Linked DNA regions of Homo sapiens: region 2 is linked to region 1. The links are chromatin loops, found by intact Hi-C in ENCODE. Cell type or tissue: PC-9. All regions are shown on one strand.

Region 1 (8,000 bases):
AGGAAATCCAAGGGCAGCTCCATCAACATGCCCCTAGTGCACCCCTGGGCAAGGTTGGGACCGAGGCTGTGTGCTGGGTCTGAGGTCTTAGGAAGCCCTGTCTTCCTTATGTCTCTCTTCAGGGCACTTTGGGTCTCAGGTGGGTGAAAAATGAGTTTCAGGTGAAAGAAGTTCTCTGGGCAAACCACTTAATTCCCAGACACAGGGTGTCATGTGGATGCAGTGACCATCTCCATTTTACAGATGGGGAAATGGAGGTTCAGAGAGGAGAAGGACTTGCTTGAAGTCACACAGGGAGAAGGGTGTGAGCTAGGGGGACCTGTGGCTTCTAAGCGGCTGCTATTGTTGCTGCCTCCCAGTGTTCACATACTCGGCAGGGACGATAACGAGAGCAACTTTTTCCAACCAAGTCACCATATGAGTTTCCGGTTGTTGATTTGACACATCACCACCAACTCACTAGCTTTAAACCACACACATTTATTATCGTACAGTTCTTTGGGTCAGAAGTCTGAATGGGATGAAATCAAGGTGTTACTGGAAAAAGGGGTCTCCATCCAGACCCCAAGAGAGGGTTCCTGGATTTTGTGCAGGAAAGGAATTCAAGGTGAGTGGAAAAGTGCAGGGAAAGAAGCAAGTTTATTAGAAACTGCTCCATTACAAAGTAGAGTGCCCTCAGGAAGCAAGCAGAGGCACGCACCATCTTTGCTTTAAGTTTTTCTTATATAGGGATCTTGTCTCTGTAAAGACTAAACCAAAGCTGTGCCTAACTGCCAGTGGGCTGACAGCATGACGTTTATTACTCTACTGATTTAAAGGAAGCTATCCTTGACATGTTCCTACATCAGCACATGAGAGCATAATTATAATTATTTTGAAAACCTATACTGTTAAGGGTATTGGGACATCTGGACTTTCTGTTGTTGGAGGAGTGTGTCCTTACAGGCATTACCAAACTGCTTCCTTAAATGTAAACATCTTAGGACCATGGGTAGTGGCTGGCAAGGAATGTGCCTTGCTAGTTTTAACATGGAGTTGATTTTATTTATATGTATTTATTTTTGAGACAGGGTCTCACTCTGTCGCCCCAACTGGAGAGCAGTGGCGCAATCTCGGCTCACTGCAACCTCCATCTCCCAGGCTCAAGCGATTTTCCCGCCTCAGCCTCCAGAGTAGCTGGGATTACAGGCGCACGCCACCACCACCCGACTAATTTTTGTACTTTTAGTAGGGAGGGAGTTTCACCATGTTGACCAGGCTGGTCTTGAACTCCTGACCTCAAATGATCCACCCACCCCAGCCTCCCAAAGTGCTGGGATTACAGGCGTGAGCCACTGCACCCAGCCAAGATGGAGTTGATTTTAAAATGGTGGCACTCTGGCTCTCCTATGCTTCTGCTTCCCTAACAAAGGTGTTGGCAGAGCTGGTTCCTCCTGAAGGCTCTGGGGGACAATGCATTTCCTTGGCTCTGGCTGTGCCGGCTTCTAGGGGGCAAGAAAGGCCATATCCCTTGGCTCACAGCTCCTTCCTCCATCTTCAAATCCAGCAGCGTGATGTCCTCAACTCCTTCTCTGACCCTCCTGCCTCCCTCTTATAAGGACTCTTGTGATTAGATTGGGCCCACTTGAACAATCCAGGATAACCCCCCCATCCCCAGGTCCTTAATCTAATCACACCTGCAAAGTCCCTTTTGCCCTGCAAAGTAACATATGCCAGGACCTAGGGATTCTGACAGGGATAGCTTTGGGGGCCATTATTCTTCCTACCACAATCACCCTGTGGGTTAGGAAAAAAGGCCTCAGGCAAGCAACCTGACCATAGGGCCCATCAGAGTCCTTGGAGCTTGGCAAGCTTGGTCTCTCAGGTCGTGGGAAGAGGCAGGGAGAGAGCGTGCCCGTTCAGGCAGGGGCTGTGGGACTGAGACTGGCTCGTTGTCCACCAAGACCTACCTCCTTCCTTCCTGGGCTGGCTCTGAGTCTCCATTGGCAGCCTCTGGTTAGGTTATGTGGAAATAAAATCCTCACGGCTCTAGGCTCCCTCTCTTCCTTCATCTTCTAGGTGGACATGGCCCCAAACTGACCTAAGTGTAAGAGTCATGTAGGGTGCTTGCCAGACACTGGTTCCCAGCTCTCCCCTGGAATGAGAATGTGAATGTTAACAAGCGCCCAGAGATCCCCGTGAGCTGAGAGTTTGGCAGACACTGCGGTAGATCACAGTGTTGCCGCATCATTCCTTGCAGCAGGGTGGGCATGGGGAATCCATAGGAAGGCAATGTGGGGGAGCACGTCCCTCACCCCTGCGATGGAGTCAGAGGGTTGCATGTGCAGTCCGTGGGCTTGGCCTCTGTGGGCTTCCTGAATCGATGGAGTCCCATTCCTGCAGAAATAGAAAGTGTCTGCTTGCCTGTATCTGATGGAAGTATCTTCTTTGAGCAGCTCACTTTTCTCCCTCGCCCAAGAGGGTTACCTGGGCCAGATGAAGGCAAGGGAAGGGGCATTGAGTCAGGGCGCTGTTGCGTGTGTTGGTACAGAGCCAGGCTACCCATTGCCCTGCAGCACCCTGGAAGCATTAACAAGCCCCCCAAATAGGAAGGGATGAGAGGACTTCAAATAGGATGGGAGGACTCTGGAATGGGATGCATGCAGCCTTGCCCCTCTGAATTTCAAGCTCACCTCTGCAGAGTACAGTGGCTGGGGATCAGCCCCCCGGGAGTGCTCACAGCCATTCAACAGGTCTGAGAAGCAAGGCTTAGAGAGTGAAGGGCTCTGTCACCCGGCCTCAGACTGGTTCCCCAGGCTGAGCTGGACCCACGCCACCTCTCCACTCAATGAGCATGCCACTGTGCCCAGACAGAGCTCAGGGGCTACACCTGCACTCCAGGGTCTCTGACACATGAAGCTGTCTGCCCCCTCCAGCCCCCGCATCGAGCATTGACCTTCACGGGGGGCAGCCCCAGGAAGGTTAGGGACACTTCCAGACGTCTCATTTCATCCTCAAATGTCCCCTCACCCTTAGTCAGGCAGGACAAGCCTTGAAGGTGCCCCATCTTCCAGGCAGCCCTCCCAGTCCAGCAGCCTGGCTTCTGGGGCCACCACCAGGGTCGGACTTACAAAGGCTTGGGCAGTGCATCCCACATCCCACTGTCCCTGCTGTCTGCAGCCTGCCTCTCCACACTGAGCACTGAGGCTACCAGAAAAAGAAGCCATTTGAACTCCAGGAGCTCCTGGGAAATCCAGCAGAGATGCGCATTTTCGTCCGTGCACTGCCGCCTGCTGGCCAGCAGGTGTTGAATTGTGGAGAGGCTGGAGGGAGGACGGACGGTCGAGGCTGTGGAAGGTTCACCTTCCAGCTCCGCCTCTCCTACGCTCGGGACTAGGGCCCAGTCCCTGGGGGTGTGACTGACCTACCACATTTCCCCTCTGCTCCTCCTGTCAAATCCATCTCGCATGCTGTGACTTTGTTTTTGAAAAGACTGTTAAAATAACTCACATGGAGGTGTTGTGACTGATGATGACTTTAATTTTATCCTTTACCCAGCCCCTCTGAGAAAAAAACAATTTGGAATCTAATTAGGATGATGTTTACCTCCAGATAAATGACTCTGTAATTGTGGAGTTTCAGGCTGTGCACTGAAACTGTGTTTTGGACAGGCAGGGCTCTTCCTAAGCATCCCGGGATCTCTGACTTGCCCTGAGTATAGAGGTGAGTCAGTGGGGCACATATCGTACCTGTCACCGCAGGATGTCATAACAGAATAGAATATTAGAGTTGGCAGTGGCCTTAGAGATCCAGCTATTGCACAGATGAATCCAAGAGGGGGAAAGGCTTTGCCCACAGGGAACAAACTGGAAACAGAATCTCTTCCCAAAAGGCTTAGGGTGAGGAAAATTCCTGGCTGATGGACGTTCTGAGAATTTTTTTTTTTTTTTTAGACGGAGTCTTGCTCTGTCGCCCAGGCTGGAGTGCAGTGGTGCGATCTCGGCTCACTGCAACCTCTACCTCCCGGGTTCAAGCGATTCTCCTGTCTCAGCCTCCTGAGTAGCTGAGATTATAGGCACGCGCCACCACCCCCTGCTTATTTTTGTATTTTTAGTAGAGACGGGGTTTCACCATGTTGGTCAGGCTTGTCTCAAACTCCTGACCTCGTGATCCGCCCAACTTGGCCTCTGAAAGTGCTGAGATTACAGGTGTGAGCCACTGTGCCTGGCCCATTCTGAGAATTTTAAGGGGAAGCATGATATTGAAATCCCAGAGAACAGCCTTGTGCCCCCCACCCCAACCCCATTATCCCCTATTCCCTCTCAAGGATACGGGCTGGGCAGAGGGAGGCATCATTTGGGCAGAGGGAGCACTCTTGCCTCCTCCAGCTCAGTGTCTGTTCTTCCATCCATATCTGCCTGCGGGACATGATCCAGCTCACGGCTCTTCTCCAGAAGGGCAGGAGAGGAATTCTGACTCATTTCCCATCTCTTTATCTTTCTGAGCTACATTTATGGATGATTCTCTCAACTTTTTTTTTTCAATTTATGAATTCCTTTGCAAATGTGCCTAATCTGATGTTTATGCCATTTTTTACTTTAAAAAAGTTTAATAATTATATATTTCATTTTGAGATGTATTTGGTGTCAAATCTGTTAGGTCATCTTGGATACTTTTATGTTCCCTGCATGTGTGTTTAATTTCCCCTTTTACTCCCATAAACATTGAAAACATGACTTTGAATCCTGTTCCTGATAATCCCATAATGTGACATCTTTGGTGGTCTAATTCTGACATCTGCTGCTCCTGCTGACACTTGCTCATGATGGATTGTTTCTCTTGTGCAGGCTCAATTTTTATGGTGAACTCATGTTTTGCAGATCTCAGTCTGTGGGAATCCTGACAGGCCTAGGCTGAGGGTTAGTCCTCTGGAGAGATCTGTCAGGAGGCCTGGAGTGCTTGTTTCCATCTTGGAAACATATTAAAATATTTCTCAGCTTGGATATTCTTCAGGGAGTGTAAATCCAGACCCGAAATCCACGTGAGGATGGCCTTTACATTTTCAGGGGGAAGGAAGAGTGAAATATCTCTCTTCTTTTTCCTCTTCCTTCTCTTCCCCCTTCTCCTCCTCCTCCTCCTTCTCTCTTTCTCTTTTTTTAACCCAAAGCTGAAGCCAGGATAGACACACTTTCTTGTTAGCTTCTTTTTCTATGTCACCTTTTTACCAAGAGTTAGCTCTTCAAGGATTCTAGCTTTTCCAAGAGTCTAAGTCCTGACACTCCATCTTGCCTGCATGGGCCCAGGGCCCTGCCTTCTCTCTTTTGTATGGCTGTTAAAACCAGTGACTATAGGTTTCAGATATTTCCAGGTGCTTCTAGGGCAGCCCACAGCATCAGGGGTCATTTCTCATTCTGGTTTCAGCCTCTTCTTCGGTTTTGGCCTTTGTGAGTTTCCTTACTTTCTTATACAATCAGGTAGTCATTTAAAAGATGTTTGTTTAGTTTCAATCAACAGGTCTAGGTATTTGTAGTGGAGTTTATTTTTTCCCCAGAACATCTAGCCTAGAAGTGGAAGTCCTAATTTTATATTTAAATATTCAGATGTTTGCCACATGTGAAGAGTTTAACCAACTGTGAAGTTGGAGGGAACACAGCCCACACAGAAAACCGTGCTCACTTCCAACACCAATTACAAGTTTTAGGGGTTCCCAAGACCACCTCTTCTGATACCAATTGCAAAGTTGGAAAGACTAGTTCCCCCAACCACTCTCAGTTTTGATAACTTGCTAGAAAGACTCACAGAGCTAACTGGAAGCTGTTAGACTCATCCTTTTTTTTTTTTTTTTTGAGATGGAGTCTCGCTCTGTCACCCAGGCTAGAGTGCAGTGGTGCGATCTCGGCTCACTGTAACCTCTCTGCCTCCTGGGTTCAAGTGATTCTTCTGCCTCAGCCTCCCAAGTAGCTGGGACTACAGGTGCATGCCACCACACCCAGCTAATTTTTGTATTTTTAGTAGAGACAGGGTTTCACCATATTGGCCAGGCTGGTCTCGAACTCCTGACCTCACGATCCACCCACCTCAGCTTCCCAAAGTGCTGGGATTACAGGTGTGAGCCGCCACACCCAGCAAGACTCATCTTATACTTCTGGGTGCAGATGAGCATCAGCCAAGGGAGGATGCCCACAGGGGGTGTCTGGGGACTACCCCATGCACAGCTGCTGTGGTCCTCCCTGTTGGGTCAGCCTCCTGTTCCCAGCATCCATGTGTAGCAGAACATAGGAGTGCTGGCAACCAGGGAGGCTCACATGAGCCTCAGTGTCCAGAGTTTTTCTTGGGCCTCATTGAGTAAGCATGGCAGATGGTGCACAGGCTGGTCTCCATCTCTAGCCTGCAGCCCCTCTGGGAGTGACTCAAAGCCACCACCTTACATTGTTGGACTTTCCGGTTTGACCAGTCCCTACCCGCAATCACATTGTTAGCTATTCAATGTGACCCACAGCAAACAAAGACACTCCTATCAGGCCTGATAGTCTTAGAGCTTAGGGATTCCCTCCCACAAGCTGAAAGCAAAAGCCAGACCTCTTTTTGGACAAGGTGAAATTATTTACTACATATCACAGGAGTTTTTTTGCTTTTTTTATTTGGTTGGCTTTTGTTTTGCTTTGTTTTGAGACAGAGTCTCTGTCACCAGGCTGGAGTGCAGTGGCTCACTACAGCCTTGACCTCCCTGGGCTTAATGGATCCTCTCACCTCAGCCTCCCTAGCAGCTGGGACTACAGGCGCACCACCATGCCCAGCTGATTTTTGCATTTTTGGTAGAGACGTGGTTTCGCCGTGTTGTCCAGGCTGGTCTCAAACTCCTAGGCTCAAGTGATCCACCTGTCTCAGCCTCCCAAAGTGGTGGGATTACATGTGTGAGTCACCACCAGACTATAGTATTTTGTCAAGCTTCTCTATTCTAGAGTTCTTCATTTTGATTCACTTCTTTGGTTAAATTAAAAAAAAAAAAAAAAGAGAAAGGGTATTCACTCTACCCCAGGCTGGAGTGCAGTGACACAATTATAGCTCACTGCAGCCTCGAGCTCTCAGGCTCAAGCCATCCTCCCACCTCAGCCTCTTGAGTAGCTGCCACCACAGGTGTGCATCCTATGATCAGCAGCCTTTTTTTTTTTTTTTTAAAGAGATGGGGTCTATGTTGTCCAGGCTGGTTTTCAACTCCTGGCCTCAAGCAGTCCTCCTGCCTCTGGCCTCCCAAGTACTGGGATTGCAGGCATGAGCCATTCCCCCAGCCCCTCTCTTCTTTTCCTTTCCTGAGCTCTTCTCGCTCACCTTCCCCCTCTTTGGGATGTAATCTTATATCTCTGCTCCAATCTCTTTCATATCTACTTTAAGCCTCCTCCCCTAAGGAGCCATGTTATCTTTCCTGGTTTTAAATATGAACTACTATGTATCTGATTTCTCCTTTACTCTGTTTCCCAGGGGTCACTGGGAGGTTCCTCTTCTGATGTGGTGTTTACTTGTCTTTTGCTCATCCTCCCGTCCTCTAGCTATGGTGCAGCTTTTTTGTTTGTTGCTTTGTTTTGTTTTGTTTTGAGACAGGGTCTCACTCTGTCACCCAGGCTGGAGTACAGTGGCACACTTGCAGCTCACTGCAGCCTCGACCTCCCAGGCTCAAGCGATCCTCCCACCTCAACCTCCCGAGTAGCTGGGACTACAGGCATGTGCCACCACACCCAGCTGATTTTTGTATATATATATTTTTGTAAAGACAGGGTCTTGTCATGTTGCCCAGGCTGGTGTTGAACTCCTGGGCTAGAGGGATCTGCCTGCCTCAGCCTCCCAAAGTACTGAGATTCCAGGCGTGAGCCACTGTGCCTGGCCTGGTGCAGCATTTTTGAATGGGAAGTGCTCTGGCCCTCTTCACCCTTGAGAACTTTGTAGACCCCATGCCATTGTTAGTGAGATTCCTCCACCTGGACTTGCCTACCCCGACTTTGAGGCTGGTCATGGAGGATTAACGG
Region 2 (8,000 bases), 230 kb before region 1:
CTGCTTGAGTCCAGGAGGTTGAGACTGCAGTGACCCATGATTGTGCCACTGCACTCCAGCTTGGGTGACAAAGTGAGACCCTGTCTGGGGAAAAAAAAAAAAAAAGAAAAGGCCTCCAGGAGTGGATTTTTGCTCTTGCCCTTCTGGCTTGGACCGTGGGATGATGCAGCATGAAAGCCCTCACAAGATGCTGACACCATGCTCTTGAACTGCCCAGGCTCCGGAACTGTTTGCCAAATACATTTCTGTTTATTGTAAATTGCCCAGTCTGTGCTATTTTGTTATAGAAACATAAAATGGACGAAGACACACATGCATTAAGGAAAGGTTATGTGAGGACACAGAAGAAGAGAATCATCCACAAGGCTAGGAGAGAGGCCTCAGAGGAAACCAACCTTGCTGACACCTTGATCTTAAACCTCTAGCTTCTAGAACTCTGAGAAAATAAATTTCCGTTTTTTAAGTCACTCAGTCTGTGGCATTTGATATGGCAACCCTAGTAAACTAACACAACCCCAACAGATGATATGGTTTGGCTCTGTGTCCCCACCCAAATTTCATTTTGAATTGTAATCCCCACGTGTCGAGGGAGGGAGGTGTTTGAATCATGGGGGCAGTTTCCCCCATGCTGTCCTCGTAATAGTGAGTGAATTTCACGAGATCTGATGGTTTTCTGTTTTTGTTTTTGTTTTTTTTGAGACGGAGTTTCACTCTTGTTGCCCAGGCTGGAGTGCAGAGGTGTGATCTCGGCTCATTGCAACCTCCGCCTCCTGGGTTCAAGCGATTCTCCTGCCTCAGCCTCCCGAGTAGCTGGGATTACAGGCATGTGCCACCACACCAGGCTAATTTTGTATTTTTAGTAAAGACGGGGTTTCACCATGTTGGTCATGGAGTCCCGACCTCAGGTCTCAAACTCCCAACCTCAGGTGATCCGCGCGCCTCGGGCTCCCAAAGTGCTGGGATTACAGGCATGAGCCGCCATGCCCACCCAAGATCTGATGGTTTTATAAGCATCTGCCATTTCCCCTGCTTACACTTTCCTCTCCTGCCACCACATGAAGAAGGTCCTTGCTCCCCCTTCACCTTCCGCCATGATTGTAAGTTTCCTGAGGCCTTCCCAGCCATATGGAACTGTGAGTTGATCAAAGCTCTTTCCTTTATAAATTACCCAGCCTTAGGTAGCGTCTTTATAGCAGTTTGAGAACAGACTAATACAACAGGGTTCTTAAGGTCAGGCCATTCTGGGCCAGAAACGAGAGGATTAGCACCTGGAGTGGCCACAGGACATTTTTCTCACCACCAACATACCACAGCTTTATCAAGGGAGCTCAGCACTGAATTAATTCCCAAGAAGAATAAAAAGGAATAGGAGGCATAAATCTTGCTCTCAAAGAGTTTACAGTGTTATTGAGGAAAGAGATGGCATTTACTGAAATAGTTGCTGTGTTCCCACCAAAAGGAAATGAAAGTCCAGTTCCTAAAGGAGAACTCTCCTGTTTTGAAGGGTCTGACCTCACTGTAGAGCCCAAGTATGCCCCATTGCACGCACAAACACACAAAAGTTTCATTTTTTAAAACTAAACTATCGAAATGGTAATCAATGCTTATGACGTATTAAGAGACAAAAGCCATTTGCAAAAGTATATATATAATATAAACCCAATTTTATTTTTTTGACACAGGGTCTTGCTCTGTTGCCCAGGCTGGAGTGCAGTGGTGCAACCTTGACTCACTGCAGCCTCCGCCTCCCAGACTCAAGTAATCCTCCCACTTCAGCCTCCGGAATAACTAGGACTACAGGCAGGTGTCACCATAACCGACTAATCTTTGTATTTTTAGTGGAGACGGGGTTTCACTACGTTGCCCAGGCTGGTCTTGAACTCCTGGGCTCAAGCAATCTGCCCACCTCAACCTCGCAAAATCCTGGGATTACAGGTGTGAGCCACTGCACCCAGCTCCCCCAATTTTATTTTATATATGTGCATATATGAAAGAAAATATATAAACATGTTTCTGTGCATTCTGTAATCATTTCTATTGCTGCATAAAAATTTACCATAAAATTAGCAGCTCAAAAAACACAAATGTATGATTTCATAGTTTCCATAGTCAGGAGTCCAATCTTGGGTTCTCTGACTGACTCCTCTGCTCAAAGTCTTCTAAGACTGAAATCAAGATGTTTACTGAGGCTGGGCGTGGTGGCTCACACCTGTAATCCTAGCACTTTGGGAGGCCAAGGCATGAGGATCACCTGAGGTCAGGAGTTCGAGACCAGCCTGGCCAACATGGTGAAACACTGTCTCTACTAAAAATACAAAAATTAGCTGGGCATGGTGGTGGGTGCCTATAATCCCAGGTACTTGGGAGGCTGAGGCAGGAGAATCGCTTGAACCCAAGGGACAGGGGTTGCAGTGAGCCGAGATTGCGCCACTGCACTCCAGCCTGGGTGAAAGAGTGAAACTCTGTCAAAAAAAAAAAAGAAAGAAGGAAAGAAAGAAAGAAAGAAAGAAGGTAAGTTGGCTGAGCTGAGTTCCTTTCTGGAGCTTAGGGTCCTCTTGCAGGCTCACGTGGTTGTTAGCAGAACTCAGTTCTTTGTGGTTGTAGAACTAACGTCCCTGGATTCTTGCCAGCCATCAGCCAGGAGATGCCCTTACCTCCTAGGGGCGGCCTTTCCTGCCACTCTCTTCTGCCTTGTGGCCCTCTCCACACGTGGTAGTTTGCCTCCTCCTCTTGGTCCATGCCGGCTGCTATAATATCATAGAGTACCATAACCTGGGGGCTTGTCAACAACAGGAATTGATTTCTCACCGTTCTGGAGCCTGGAAGTACAAGATCACAGCGCCAGCAGATTCGGTGTCTGATGAGGGCCTGTTCCTTAAGGACAGTGCCTTCTCCCTGTGTTCTCCTTGGTGGGAGGGGTGAGAGCTCTTTCTTGGGCTTCTTCTAAGGGCACCAGTCCCATTCACGAGGCTTCCACTGTCATGACCTCATCACCTCCACAAAGCCCCACCTCCAGATACCATTACCTCAGGGGTAAGGATTTCAACACAGGAATTTTGGGAGACACAGTCAGACCACAGCACTCTTTAAGGCCAACAGAAAAGCATCTGCTGCAGCTTCATCTCTCTCTGACTTCATCCCTGACCTCTAGACCCGGAGGTAAAGGGCTCATGTGATCAGGTCAGGCCTGCCCACAGGCAAGGGAAGGACATTCTACAGCCATCTGGCCAGTGGGGCAAGAATCATGGGACCCACATTGAATTCTGCCTATTTACCCTGAGTAGAATTAGGGAGTGATCTAACCTAAGTTATTATTTTACATTTTTTTAACTTAGTTGCTAACTTGTATTTTTAGTAGAGACGGGGTTTCACCATGTTAGCCAGGCTGGTCTCGAACTCCTGACCTCAGGTGATCTGCCAACCGGGGCCTCCCAAAGTGCTGGGATTACAGGTGTGAGCCACCGCACCCGGCCTCACTTGCAGAATTAATCCCTACTTCAATAAGAAAAAAATCACTGCCCCTTGATAACGGAGGGGACCCAGTACAATCAACCCCCAGCAGGTGGCAGACTGGTCCCCCAGGGTATGATGCCATTTTGAAGGCTTAGGGTTGATTTCTGCAGTAGGTCGCTTGGGCACTCTGTAGTGGCCATAGCTAAATTGGCTCTGGAATGGTCAATTCCATGCTGTTGAACCAATATATAACCTCCATCCCCTGCCACTGTTCCACTCTGTCGATGAGTAAGTACTGGTTAGGGAAAGAGATTATTTAAAACCTCCTCTGCAATGGGCACCCTTTGGGGAACATTCACAAAAGACACAAATATCCTCACATTGTGGGTTCATTCTATTTCTTTCTTTAACCCTCTTGTTACCAGTCTTTGCCCGTCTTGCTTTTTCCAAATTCCTGACCACTGACCGTTAGCTACCACACACAAATTAGAGAGGTCCACACCTCATATCGTCTCTCCTGGACAAGAGGATCATACGTGATGTAATCCTTGAGGTTCTGGGCTTTGGGGAGGATTTCCCGTCTCCACTGTCCTCAGAGTCCCACTGAGTAGGGCTGAGCTCCGCAGAAGTTCATCTTCTTTCTTTTTTTTTTTTTTTTTTGAGACAGAGTCTGTCTCTGTCACTCAGGCTGGAGTGCAGTGGTGCTATCTCTGCTCACTGCAACCTCTGCCTCCTGGGTTCAAGTGATTCTCCTGTCTCAGCCTCCCAAGTAGCTGGGATTACAGGCACGTGCCACCACATCCGGCTAATTTTTGTATTTTTAGTAGAGATGGGGTTTCACCATGTTAGCCAGGCTGATCTCAAACTCCAGACCTCAAGTGATGTGCCCACCTCGGCCTCCCAAAGTACTGGGATTACAAGCATGAGCCACTGAGCTCGGCACTTTCTTTCTTTCTTTTTTTTGAGACAGGGTCTCATTCTGGTTGCCCAGGGTATGGAGTGCAGTGGCATGATCTCGGCTCACTGCAGCCTTGACCTCCTGGGCTCAGGTGATTCTCCCACCTCAACCTACCAAGTAGCTGGGATTACAAGTGTGTGCCACTATGCCCAGCTATTTCTTTTTGTATTTGTAGTAGAGTCATGCCCAGGCTGGTCTCAGACTCCTGGACTCATGTAATCAATCCACCTGCCTCAGCCTCCCAGAGTGCTGGGATTACAGACGTGAGCCACTGCGCCCGGCCCAGAAATCCATCTTCTGCTGGTGCCAGCATATTGTTCAGAGCCATCAGACACCAGACTTCCTTGCTTTCCTCCCCTGTCAACTGCTCGTGGGGTGTTTGTGGGGAGGAAGGGTGACAGGAGTAGGCATACTGGGTGGGTGACAACCTGCTCGTGCAACTTGCTTGTGCCTGCAGGACTTGCACGAGCCTGCTCCCATCCATTCGAGGGTGGGGTGCTGCTGGCATACAAGACTCCATGGCTTGGCAGATCAGACGACATTCAGTGCACGTTGGGCTGTTCAGTTCCATGTTCACAGTAATCTAGTATCTCATGGATATTCACTCTCAACCACAATGAAAGCTGTTTCTCGGGAGACTGGTTACTCACAAAAGAGGGTATGGCTGGCCAGGCACGGTGGCTCATGCCTGTAATCTCAGCACTTTGGGAGACTGAGGCAGGTGGATCATGAGGTCAGGAGTTCAAGACCATCCTGGCTAACATGGTGAAACCCCATCTCTACTAAAGATACAAAAAATTAGCTGGGCGTGGTGGCACACACCTGCAGTCTCAGCTACTCGGGAGGCTGAGGCAGGAGAATCGCTTGAACCAGGAGGTGGAGGTTGCAATGAGCCAAGATCGTGCCATTGCACTCCAGCCTGGGTGACACAGTGAGACTCCATATCAAAAAAAAAAAAAAAAGAAGAAGAAGAGGGTATGGCTTTGCTCCAAAGCCACCACAGACACATTGAGCACCACGGGATGCATTGAGGTATAAGCGCATCCTGTAAGATGTCTGAGTGGACAATGAGGTGGCACAGTTCTCTATGTCGTGGCCCAGAACCAGAGAGGTGACATCGTTCCAAGGCAAGGTACCAAAGGAGTGTTTAGTTCCTTGTCAGGTACCAGTAAACTTCTGGATCTTTTTGGGGTCATAAAAATGTTCCAAAGAAAGCATAGTGATAGTTGCACAACTTTGAGAATACACTGAAAATCACTGAATTGTATACTTTAAAAGGGTAACGAGTATGGTATATAAATTATGTATCAATTTAAAAGAAAACTCCTAGCCAGGTGCAGAGGCTCGCACCTGTAATCCCAGCATTTTGGGAGGCCGAGGCAGGTGAATAGCTTGAGTCCAGGAGTTTGAGACCGGCCTGGGCAATATAGTGAAACCCCATCTCTACAAAAAAATACAAAAATTAGCTGGGTGTGGTGGTGCATGTCTGTAATCTCAGCTACTTGGGAGAATGAGGTGGGAGGATTGATTGAGCCTGGGAGGTAGAGGCTGCTGTGAGCCGTGATAGTGCCACTGCACTCCAATCTGGATGACAGAGCAAGACCCTGTCTCAAAAAATAAAAATAAAATTCCTAGTGTTTCCTGTTTCTATTCAGATCAATAGCTGAATGCCAGGTACCAGGGTCTATGATTTGTATCAGTAAGGAGAGGGTCTATGGAAGAGCTGCATTTGAAGTCACCACCTTATTAAATTTCCCAGTACCCAAGGATCAGCTGTCTTGTCTACAGGCTAAATATGTGAAGTCCGCGAGGCCACAGTACGGATGACCTCTGCATCTTTGAAGTCTTTGATGGTGGTATTAATCTTTGAAATTCAAACAGGGATGTGGTGCAGCTTTTAATAAACTATTTTCATAGACAGGAGGAACCCAGAGGTCTCTGTTTAGCTCTTCCAACAGTAACAGCACTCTCTCCTGGGTCAAAGAGCCCCAGCCAAGATTCTGAAAGTTGTTAAGGCACAGCAGCCACAGGATGTGTTTACAGACCTACCGGTCACACAAGATGCCCCTGGGCCCAAAGTCCACCTATTATCACCTGATGCCCAAAACACCCATTTGACAAATGGACTGCAGTAACAATTCTTTTTTTCTTCCTAGGAATTTGCATGAGCTCAGATCGTGTCCAGACCAGGTGCAGTAGCTCACGCCACCTAGCACTTTGGGAGGCCAAGGTGGGAGAATGGCTGGCATCCAGGAGTTTGGGACCAGCCTGGGTAACAGAGAAAGACCCTATCTCTACACAAATAAAAAATAAGCAATTAGCCAGGGGTAGTGGTGTGCAAGAGGCTGAGGTGAGAGGACTGCTTGATCCCAGGAGGTGGAGGCTGCAGTGAGCCATGATCACACCACTGCCCTCCAGGCTGGGTGACAGAGTAATAAGACCCTGTCTCAAAACAAAAACAAACAAAATAATTTTTAAAAAAGATTGTGTCCAGTGCACAGTTACTCTGGTAAACATCCACATGCACCTTTAGGGAAGGCCCAGGTGACGACTGAGAGTCCATCCTCGTGATGATAGCATGGGGTTTTTCTCAAGACTTCCAGCCTCCCCTGCACTCCTGGGAACCCAGGCTGGAGACTGAGCTCTGGGAATTGGGTGAGGGGCAGGGACTCTGTATTGTGCCTTCTCAGGTCACATACATATCCGTCCTCAACACCTGGAGCTTTTTGGTTGCATAAATCAAGTAGGAGCTTAGCTGGGCTGCCACATCTCATTCAGTCCCAGAGACCCCAGGCTCAGACAATGTCACCAGAAGTCTCATGGACTTGCCTCTGGAGGAGCTGCTACATGGCCTCTGCCACCCATGATCCCTCCCTCCCTGCCAAACACAGGGCCCCTTTCAGGCAGTGTTGTCCATGTCACCACAGGCTTTTTTTTTCTTTTCTTTGTTCTTCTTTTTTTTTTTTCGAGAGGGTCTCATTCTGTCACCCAGGCTGTAGTGCACTGGTGCAAACATGGCTCATTGCAGCTTCAACCTCCCAGATTCAAGGGATCCTCCCACCTCAGACTCCGGAGTAGCTAGAATTACAGGCACACACCACCACGCCCACCTAGTTATTTTATTTATTGTAGAGATGGGGTCTCACTGTGTTGCCCGGGCTGGTCTCGAACTCCTGGGCTCAATCAATCCTCCTGCCTCAGCCTCCCAAAGTGTTGGAATTACGGGCATGAGCCACCATGCTCAGCCTCAATATGTTTTTGAAATAGATCCTGCAGATTTTGCTGATGGATTGAATATAGAGCGAGAGAAAAAAAAGAGCTGAGGTTGATTCCAACATTTTTGGCCTGAGATCTTAAAAGGCTGGATTAGGCAATTATACTTGATCCTTGAACAACACGGTTTCAAGCTGCATGGGAACAGCTACGCGTGGATTTTCTTCCACCTCTGCCAAACCCTCCTCTTCCTCCTCCTGAGCCTATTCAACATGAAGATGACAAGGATGAAAACCTTTATGATGATCCACTTCCACAGACTGAATAATAAATATATTTCCTCCTTCTTGTGATTTTCTTAATAACATTTTCTTTT

The links. Hi-C counts contacts between places; a loop is a spot of excess contacts. Peaks named below come from ENCODE experiments on the same cell type or tissue, not always from the same donor. Only the 100,000 strongest peaks of a DNase experiment are listed, where the experiment ranks them.
Region 2: a loop joins it to region 1, with 12 times the contacts of the local background. A loop is called at or near these places in 22 of 110 quality-filtered maps.

The regions. Positions count from the first base shown.
Region 1 is chr2:121,090,731-121,098,730 of GRCh38, reverse strand. No RefSeq gene overlaps it. Among named protein-coding and RNA genes, the nearest start is that of TFCP2L1, 190 kb to the left of the region's middle. In PC-9, CTCF peaks have their summits at 3,056 and 3,260 (motif pointing left); DNase peaks (open chromatin) are centred at 3,270 and 6,420.
Region 2 is chr2:121,318,606-121,326,605 of GRCh38, reverse strand. No RefSeq gene overlaps it. Among named protein-coding and RNA genes, the nearest start is that of TFCP2L1, 37 kb to the right of the region's middle. In PC-9, CTCF peaks have their summits at 3,346 and 3,546 (motif pointing right); no DNase peak of the experiment used is centred here.